2 separate regions of the Homo sapiens genome follow, and region 2 is linked to region 1. A link is an interaction called in ENCODE POLR2A ChIA-PET data of the cell type or tissue named here. Cell type or tissue: PC-9. All regions are shown on one strand. Links, peaks and the distances in the headings refer to the core of each region. The heading gives the core; the rest is flanking DNA.

Region 1 (4,385 bases), core at 238-4,237:
AAGTCCTCACCTGCCCACAGCCCCCTCCTACTAACTCCAGCTGCCAGTGTCCTCTGCTGGGAACCATGTTCTTCCCCCTTGGTCTCAGGACTCGGCCCCCAGTCAGAGCAGCCTTCTCCAACACCCCTGTCTTAATGCAGCAACACCATCCCTGCCCCAGCCACCCATTCCCTGTTCTTTTTCATCTGGCACACTTCCTCCTCTGTGCCAGGCTCCAAGGCCCTGTCCCCTGGGAAAGTCAGGCATCACCACTGGCCTCTCTTGCGCACAGTGACTCAACCTTGACCTTCGAGGAACAGTAGAGCCAACCAGGCTGTGAATTGGTCAGCCCAGGACTGAAATTCTGATCCCCAGGGACTCTGGAACCCTGGGCCAATGATTTAGCATCTCTGGGCCTTAGTTTGCTCCTTATAAAATGGGCACAAGGGCGCTGGAGGATTCCACAAGAACTCAGCATGGGCTCGGCTCATGGCCGTGCTTGGCGGATGTGCAATGATCATTTCCAGTGGGGATTGAGGAGTTCAGGTGCCAAAGGGTTACATGCCTGCCCCGGTGCCAGGCACATAACAGACATTTGATCAATGTTGGTGGATGCTGCCCCTGTGCCAGGAGTGCCATAGCCTGACTCCATCCCTGGCAGCAAGGTCCAGATGGCAGTCCGGGGTCTGCCCAGTGCTCAGAGTGTGGCTTGTAACTGGATCCTAGCAGATAGCTTGGAAATGTTTGCTGATGTAGAAGCACACACAGATGGGTACTGCAAGGCAGGCCCGGTCCCGGGAGAGGGGACCAGCGAAGAGGTCACTGTCTGGGTACACACTATTAACGGGAGAGACGCCCTGTGCAGACAGGCAGGATCTGGGTGAGGCAGGCGGCAGGGGTTGGTATCCGAGCAGGGATCCGAGGCTGTCCCCAGCCTCGGCCTCTCACCCCGGTGTTGCTGACTGCCTGGCCATGTGACTGTGGGCATTGTGTGGTGTGGTTCGGCTGCCACTCCAGGTTTAACAGGGAGCTTACCACGTGGTTTGAGGGGGTGGGGAGGGCTTTCCCTGAGCCTCGGTTTCCTTGTCTGCAAAGTGTGACCTCGCAGCCTAGCCCCGTAGAAGGGCTCAGTGGCCGAGAAGGTGTTTCCTACAGTGTGCGCATGTTTGGTTGGGTGGGGGGCTTAAAGAGGCCCTGGAAAGAAGCGCTCAACTTTCTTTTTTTCTTTTTTTTTTGTTTGAGACGGAGTCTCGCTCTGTCACCCAGGCTGGAGTGCAGTGGCGCCATCTCGGCTCACTGCAACCTCCGACTCCCGGGTTCAAGCGAGTCTCCTGTCTCAGCCTCCCGAGTAGCTGGGATAACAGGCATGCGGCACCACGCCCAGCTAATTTTTGTATTTTTAGTAGAGATGGGGTTTTACATGTTGGCCAGGATGGTCTCAAACTCCTGACGTCGAGATCCGCCCGCCTTGGCCTCCCAAAATGCTGGGATTACAGGCGTGAGCCACCGTGCCTGGCCAGAAGCGCTCAACTTTCATAGTGGGGGTGGGGGACCAGTAGGGAAGTGGCAGGGAACCAGGCCACCCTGCTGGTGTGTTTGTGAGCTAATGCCTTTGCTTGGACAAGCAGCTCCCGGGTACCAGGCCCTCTGCAGGGCCTTGCATCTCTCACACAAGCTTTCTGTGCTATTCTTGAATAGCCCACTCCAGCCCAGCTTCCCAAGCCTGTTACCCCCATATCTCCCCTGCCCCCACCTCCAGCACAGGTCAGCCTGGCCTCAGGGCCTAATCCTGGGGCTCCTCCTTTCGGAGCCAGGGTGGGCAGGGCTACCCGGGGCAGTGGGCACTGAGCTTGCTGGAAAGGCCATCGAGGGACTGCTGACACAGTCAGGCTGCAGGAGGAGCAGCACCAGCTGCCACGCAGAAATGCAGGAGTCCCGAGGAGGTGGTGCTGGCAGGAGGGGAGCAGCAGGGCCATGCACCCCTCCTCCCACCCACGTGGTCCCTGGCCCTGCCTCTGCCGCCAGCCTGGGGGAGAGCAGGGTCTTTGTTCCCTGCTGGCCAGGCCGCCACGTGATGCGCCACATCACTGTCACTGCCTGGAACGAAGACTGCCATGGACAGCCGAGGCGCTGGGGCCTGGGGGTGAGGCCAGTTGGAGGAGCTCCACCTGCAGCCTCCCCACCGCAACTCTGGCTGCCTTCAGGAGCTGGGCCTAGTGAGGGCCATACATGGCACAAACATTTCCAGCTACTGTGCATGAAGCTTACGACGACCCTGACCCCAGGCTTCTCCCAGGACACACGACCTACCAGTGGTCCCACGATGCTCTGCCCAGCACGCCGGGTGGCCTGGGATAATGCACCTGGCCACACACACAAGCCCAGGCTAGCAAAACCCAACCCACAGGCACCTTTCTAGGTAGGGGCAGGCCCTGGCTGGGTGTGAGGCCCATTGTTTACAAACACTGTGCAGCTGTCGCTAGGAGCTGTGACTCAGAGCCAGAGCAGTGACTCCTCGCGAAGCTGTTTACTCGGCACCACATCCTGTCCAGGAAGCAGATAGCAGAGGCCGAGGCCTGGCTTTTGCTCCTCTTTCCTGCTGCTAACTTGACTCAGGGAGCTGCTGGCCAGACTCGGTGTCCAGCTGGGGGGACACTCCAGCTCCCCTCCCCCTGGCTTCTGGGAACCTGAGGCCCCGTCAAGTCGCTCAACACACATTCAGGCCCAGCCGGCTCTGCTAGGTAGTGATGCTGTGGTCGTGCAGGAGACAGATCCTGCCCCTGGAGGCTGCACCTATGCCTGGCATCCCCTCCCTCTTTGGCTCTGACTAGGAGACTCCCAGGGACGGGGGCATCACTGACACCTGTCACTGTGCAGCCCAGAGGCAAATTCTTGCCACGTTCAGAAGCCTGGCAGGCAGGATCAACTCCTGACACCCCTTCGTACCCTAGAGCCTAGTCTGGCGCCGCCTTTAGCACACCTCAATGGGGACAAAGCACTTTTCCAGACAGCCTCTGCCAGAAAGATGAGGCCACAGTCATCATCTCTGTTGTAAAACTGAGAAAACTGAGGCCCAGAGAGGGCGAACAACTTGCCTGATGTCACACAGCGTGTCAGTGCCAAGGCAGGGTGTAAGTCCGGCCCCCAAGGCTGCTTGCTTTCCTCTACTCTGTTCCAAATTAAGGATCACAAGTAGATTTGTTCCAGGCAGCACACAGACTTGACGCTGCTGGGACCCTGTCCCTGGGGTGGGTGGTCTGTCCCCTGTAGGAGGCCTAGGCTGGGGACTCTGACTTCCATTTCTGCTGATCACTGCTGCCTCCAACCTGGCGCCTAAACCAGAGTCAACAACCCTCTGATAATTTCTACTACGCACTGCCATGCCAATGCGGGTATCATTTCACCATCATGATATGTGACGCAGGTTTTGCAGGTGAGTTTGAGGATGAAGCTCAGAGATGGCACAAAGCTCATCCAAAGCCACACAGCAGAGCAGGGCTTCCAATCCTGTCTGACTCTCAGGTTTGCGCTCCCAGTCACTCCTTCCTGCAAACTCCTAGCAGGAAGACTCTTTATGACTTTTCATAAAGAGTCAAAGGTGATTTTATCCTCACGGTGCCCTTCTAAGTTCAGGGTGCAAGTATCTCAATGACCTCCAGTTCACAGGAGGGCCCCTGTGTGTGGTGGGGAGGCAGAGCCGCAGAATGACTTGTGGAAGGCTACACACCCCAGTGGGGAGGACCTTTCCCCTGCTCCAGGCTAGGGAGACCCGGGGACTCCCAGGAGCAGCAGAGCCACAGGACACACCTGCCAAGGCATGTGGAAGGTGGGCCACCCTGGAGTGGGGAGAGAAAGGCAAAGAGGGGCTGTGCTTATTTTGGCAGTTGGGGCTTGGCACCACCCCAGGCAGGACAGTAATTCAGCAACTGGCTGATTCACCCACCGCAGGGCTCCCCTGCACTGGCTGCCTGCCCGCCGGCCCCTATTACCAGCCCACTGAGTCACGCAGGTTGCCAAGAAGCTGAGGATCCAAGAATCCAGGCCCTGCCCCAGCCGCTCCCATTGGCTTTGAGCCCAGCAGGACCCAGCCCTGCCAAGGGCACCGCAGCTCCCCTCCCCAACCCTGCCTGCCCCCAGGTCCAGCTCCAGGAGGAACCCAACGTCTAACTGTAAGGATCCAAGCAGTGGCTGGGAGCTGGGGCCTACAGTGTCAGGAGTCTTGGGCCAAACCCTCATCCTGTCACTTCCTGGCTGGGTGGAGCTGGGTGAGCCAGGCAGGTTCCTTTCCCTTGCTGAGCCTTGGTTCTAGCCCATCAACAGGGAACATCTCTGCCTCAAAAAGACTGCATGCTGAAATGAAACACTGGATGGGAAGCACTCAAGATAGGGCCTGGCACATGCTCCGT
Region 2 (4,385 bases), core at 75-4,074, 55 kb before region 1:
TGCTTCTAGCAAGGAGAGGTAAGAGACAAAGGAGTATTAGGCAACTTCCTAGTACAGCCAGAACTACTGCTATTAAAGTCTTGAACCCTCTGAAAAATGAAAACCAGTCTCCAAAGAGAGAATCTGGAGACCACCCTTTCCAAGTTTGAACTGGAACATGGGCGAATTTTCTCATTCTTGCAGTTATTCCTATAATTGCCTTTCCATTGTCATCAATTTCCAGGCAGCAATTAGTTCGATTGAACTTTCCACATCCTCCTCCTTCCTGGGCGAGGAGGCAGTCTAAAGCTAATCTATTTTGATAGATAGCATTCCTCATTTTTGTAGATTGCTGGGCTAATAGATCTAAAGCCCTTGCTGTTTAATTAGTGATGATCTCAAGCACTATCTATAACCTCATGATGCAGTTAAGCATGTAAATAGGAGACCAGTAACCCCATGAGCCATCGTCCCCCACCAGGTAGCTGGCCCATAGTAGTGAATTATTCTCTCAGGGGGCCATTCATCATCTTTCCAGTCCCCTATGGCTGTGTCTTTCTTTACGCTCCTTCTATATCTTTCTCTCTTCTCATCATAGACAGGATACTCTAAGGCTTCTCCTTGTCTTAGAGGGATTAAGAAGAAAGACGGCCTAATTGTTCCAAGTACACAGGCCCCTGTCCATTTGGCTGGTAGCTGTCGGTAGGCCCGTGGCCCACAGATCCGATAGAGACCAGAGGGTGCTTGCCAGGTATTTGGAGCTTCAAGCTGATACCAGGTGTGGTTTAGAGCAGAGAAACGGGAGAATGGATTTGGATGAGGTGGTTTGGGACTATCTTTGCCGCGCCATAAAGTTTTTCCTAATTTTTTAACATGTTTCTGTTCCAAACATGTTAATTCCCCTACTGGGTCTGTAGAAGTTTTTCCCTAGCAAGCAATACAGTATTTCCCGATAATAGAAGTTTTTAAGAGCCAGACGCTTGAACTTGTGGGAGTCAGTTTGCAGGAAGGGTCAGTCAGAGTAAAGTTATTTTGAGGCATTAACTCTTTTGCTTCCCAAGGCCATTGGTCTCCCATGTTTGTCCCTCCACAAACATAACATGAGGAGATGCCTAGGCTGCCAGCAATGTTTTCAGCCATCTGAGCAAATAGGTTTTTGGCTAAAGGGGGAGGCTCGGCAACTTTTGATTTATGTGCTCATAGAATGACTTAAAGACTCGGAATTGCTGCTGGGATGACTTCTTGGTTTGAGTCCTCTTTATGATATATAAATTTACTTTAGCTTTTTGACTGCTGCTTTGTAATGCCATGGAGTAACCTGTAGTCCATATAGGTAGATCCGGCTCTAAGATAGTAAGATTTACAGGATTGCAAGTGCTTGTCTTACAGTCCGGTTTTGCTGGCGCTTTGATGAGCAAGATTGGCTTTAGCCTCAGTGATGATCGGTCAGTGAACTGTGTTGTGCGGTTCCAGCAAGCTATTGCTAGGGCCTTGGAGGGGCAAACAGGGTATGCACATACAATTTTGTACTGGCAGTTTGTACAGTACCCTGTAGGACCAGAGATTGTGAGATAGGTTGGGTTCACGGATGTTAACTGACAAATATCAAAGTATATGGCTATAGCCCCCCCTGGGGGGTAGAGGCTTGGCTTTGATTTATAAGACTTCCTTTCTTTGACTCAGTATGAACCTCAAACCAAGTCCTAGGTAAAGACTTAGAAGGTCATAGCATATATAAGGCTGGCCATTTCCTGGGTCACAAATTGAATAGGTGATCCGATTGTAAGTACAAGTTCCTAGGTGAGTCCCTGTACACTCCTAATAAGTATAGAATAATAGAGTCCTAGTTATACTGTTTCCTGACCCTGTAGTGTGTGTACAATGGGGACACTTTCTAAGGGTACTTATTTTAACATGGTCAAGGGGGGTGATAACAGCAAAACAATGTACAGCGTATTCATATCCAGCAAGGACAGAAGAGGGCCTTGCCTGGGGGAGGAGATTGAGCACAGCAACGGAACAATAGTAAAACAGTTAGTATTATAAGGAAGACTACTAGTCCTAAGATTTCTAACCACATTTACTTGCTTGACGAGTCCTCAAGCTTCGGCCGTGCGTAGACTAGTCAGCTTCGGGTGTGTGACTAGAGCGGGGCTTGTCTCCTTAAGCTTCAGCCGTGCGTTGACTGGTCAGCCTCACGAGTGACCAGAGCAGGGTGATCGTCCTCAGCAGCAGCTTGTTGTCTTCTCAGGATCAGCTGGGTTGGATGATCTGTGTCCTGCTGGCTGGTCCACTCGTCCTGAGCTGCCGGTTTCAGCCGACTGTGGTGGATCCAAGACATAACACCTGCAACTTTAACAGCAACGGGAGTGGACAAGATGACAGTACAGGGCCCACCCCATATGGGTCCTAGAGAAGTTGGATTCCACTTTTTAACCCAAACAGAGTCTCCAGATTTAAAGGGGCACACTGGTCTATCAGGCTTACAGGCATCCTTTCTTGTACCCAGCCATGGACCTCTTGCATGGCTATTCCTAAAGCCTGCATTTGCTTTCTTAAGGTTAATTCCTCTAGTTCCTGGAGATCACCTTTAATTTGACCTATGATTTGGGGTTGGCCAACTGAACAAAACCTCATAGGGTAAATACTCAGTTTGTTTGGTGGGGGTGCACCTGTCTCGGAGGAGGACCATAGGCAAAACCTGAACTTATCTCAGATGAGCTTCCTGGCAATATTTCTTCAGTAGCTGCTTGAGTGTCCACTTCATGCGTTCCACTTTTCCTCAACTATGCAGCCAATAGGCTGTGTGTAACTTCCATTTTATTTTTAACAGTCTTGTTAAATCTCGTACTATTTCAGCTACAAATGCCGGCCCATTGTCTGACTGTAAAGATAGAGGCAGTCCAAACCTGGGGATAATATCTTTTAACAGTACTTTAGTCATTTGTCGTGCTTTTTCTGTCCTGGTGGGGAAAGCTTCAACCTATCCTGAAAAAGATGCAAATAAACACTAGAATATACCGATAGCTTCTGGCACGGGGCATTTCGTTTAAGTCTATAAGGAAGTTTTCACAAGGCATGGCTCCTTCTCCTGTTCTGTTTCCCAGAGGAGGGGTTCCTTTTCTCCTCTTTTTGTAACTTCATATAATAGCTCAGCCATCAGCGAGAAATCTGGAATCCAGATACGGCAGAATCCTGCTGCCTTCAACTTCTAATGTGACCACAGACTCCTGGAGGCCCAGTGAGAAGGAGCCCGGTCTGTCCTAGTCCTCACATCCTTCAGCTCCTGCCAGCCCAATCAGATTAGTATCTGGTTCCTCTAAGGTATGGCAGCCCTTGGCCAATGGCCTCTTTGTCTCACGGCCTTGGCCATTTCCCTCATTGCCTTCTGGACATTCATCCTTCCAGTGCCCCCTTTTTTTTTTTTTTTTTTTTTTTTTTTTGCATCTCTCACATTGATCCCTCTCTAGCCTTGGTCAGCTCTTAAATCCTTGTCTAACTTGACCTCTTCCACGTCCACATCTGCGTCCACATCCTCTCACATGGCTAATTTCTCTTTCTATAAGGGCTGCTGCCAACAGATCCGCCTTTTTCTTAAGCCTTTCATCTGCTTCCTTTTCCCTTCCTTAGTTCTCCTGCTCCTGCAGTCGGCTGGCAGGGCTGGGCAAGGACAAACCTGAATATAAAATTCAGTGTGTCTGCTGCCCACCAGTCCTTTATGCTTGGAGAAGAGAGAGATGTTTCTCTTTTTCCTCTCTTCTATCTATTAAACCTCCGCTCCTAAAGTCCTCGTGTTTGTCCCTGTCCTAAATTTTCCTGGTGCATGACGACAAACCCCGGGTATGTAGACCAGACAATGTAGCCGCTTCAAGGGATTTGAGTGAGGAAGGAATGAATCAATGGAGCCCAGGGGGGTTTTAGAGCATTCAAACTATTCAGGATGATACTATGGGGACCAAGGGAGAGCTTTCCCCTTCTCCCTCTGAAGGACCACTGAAAAATCACTGACAGATTGTCTCATAGGAGAAAAGCATACATATTTGTTTAATGCGTATACACGGGAGCCTTTGAAATGGAGACCCAACTTCTCAACAGAGTACAGAGCTTAGATACCATCTTGAGGTTCCACAAAGAATGTGGGCTCAGAGCATGGCCAAAACTAGGTTAGGGGCTGGGCGCAGTGGCTCACAACTGTCATCCCAGCACTTTGGGAGGCTGAGGCGGGCAGATCACTTGAGCTCAGGAGTTCGAGACCAGCCTGGCCAACATGGCGAAACTCCCTCTCTACTAAAAATACAAAAATTAGCCGGGTGTGATGGCGGGCGCCTGTAATCCCAGCTACTTGAGAGGCTAAAGCAGGAGGATCCCTTGAGCCCAGGAGTTCAAGACTGCAGTGAGCTGTTATT

Evidence for each region. Peaks named below come from ENCODE experiments on the same cell type or tissue, not always from the same donor. Only the 100,000 strongest peaks of a DNase experiment are listed, where the experiment ranks them.
Region 2: POLR2A ChIA-PET joins it to region 1 with 9 read pairs; 7 of 35 experiments call an interaction of 5 or more read pairs at or near these places.

What each region holds. Positions count from the first base shown.
Region 1 is chr9:133,131,440-133,135,824 of GRCh38, forward strand. It overlaps a transcript of RALGDS not described here. Among named protein-coding and RNA genes, the nearest start is that of RALGDS, 12 kb to the left of the region's middle. RefSeq lists enhancers at 1,271-1,815, 2,530-2,819. In PC-9, for the core only: no CTCF peak of the experiment used is centred there; DNase peaks (open chromatin) are centred at 2,532 and 4,092; H3K4me3 peaks cover 495 bases; H3K27ac peaks cover 2,197 bases.
Region 2 is chr9:133,076,478-133,080,862 of GRCh38, forward strand. No RefSeq gene overlaps it. Among named protein-coding and RNA genes, the nearest start is that of CEL, 17 kb to the left of the region's middle. In PC-9, for the core only: no CTCF peak of the experiment used is centred there; no DNase peak of the experiment used is centred there; H3K27me3 peaks cover 3,495 bases.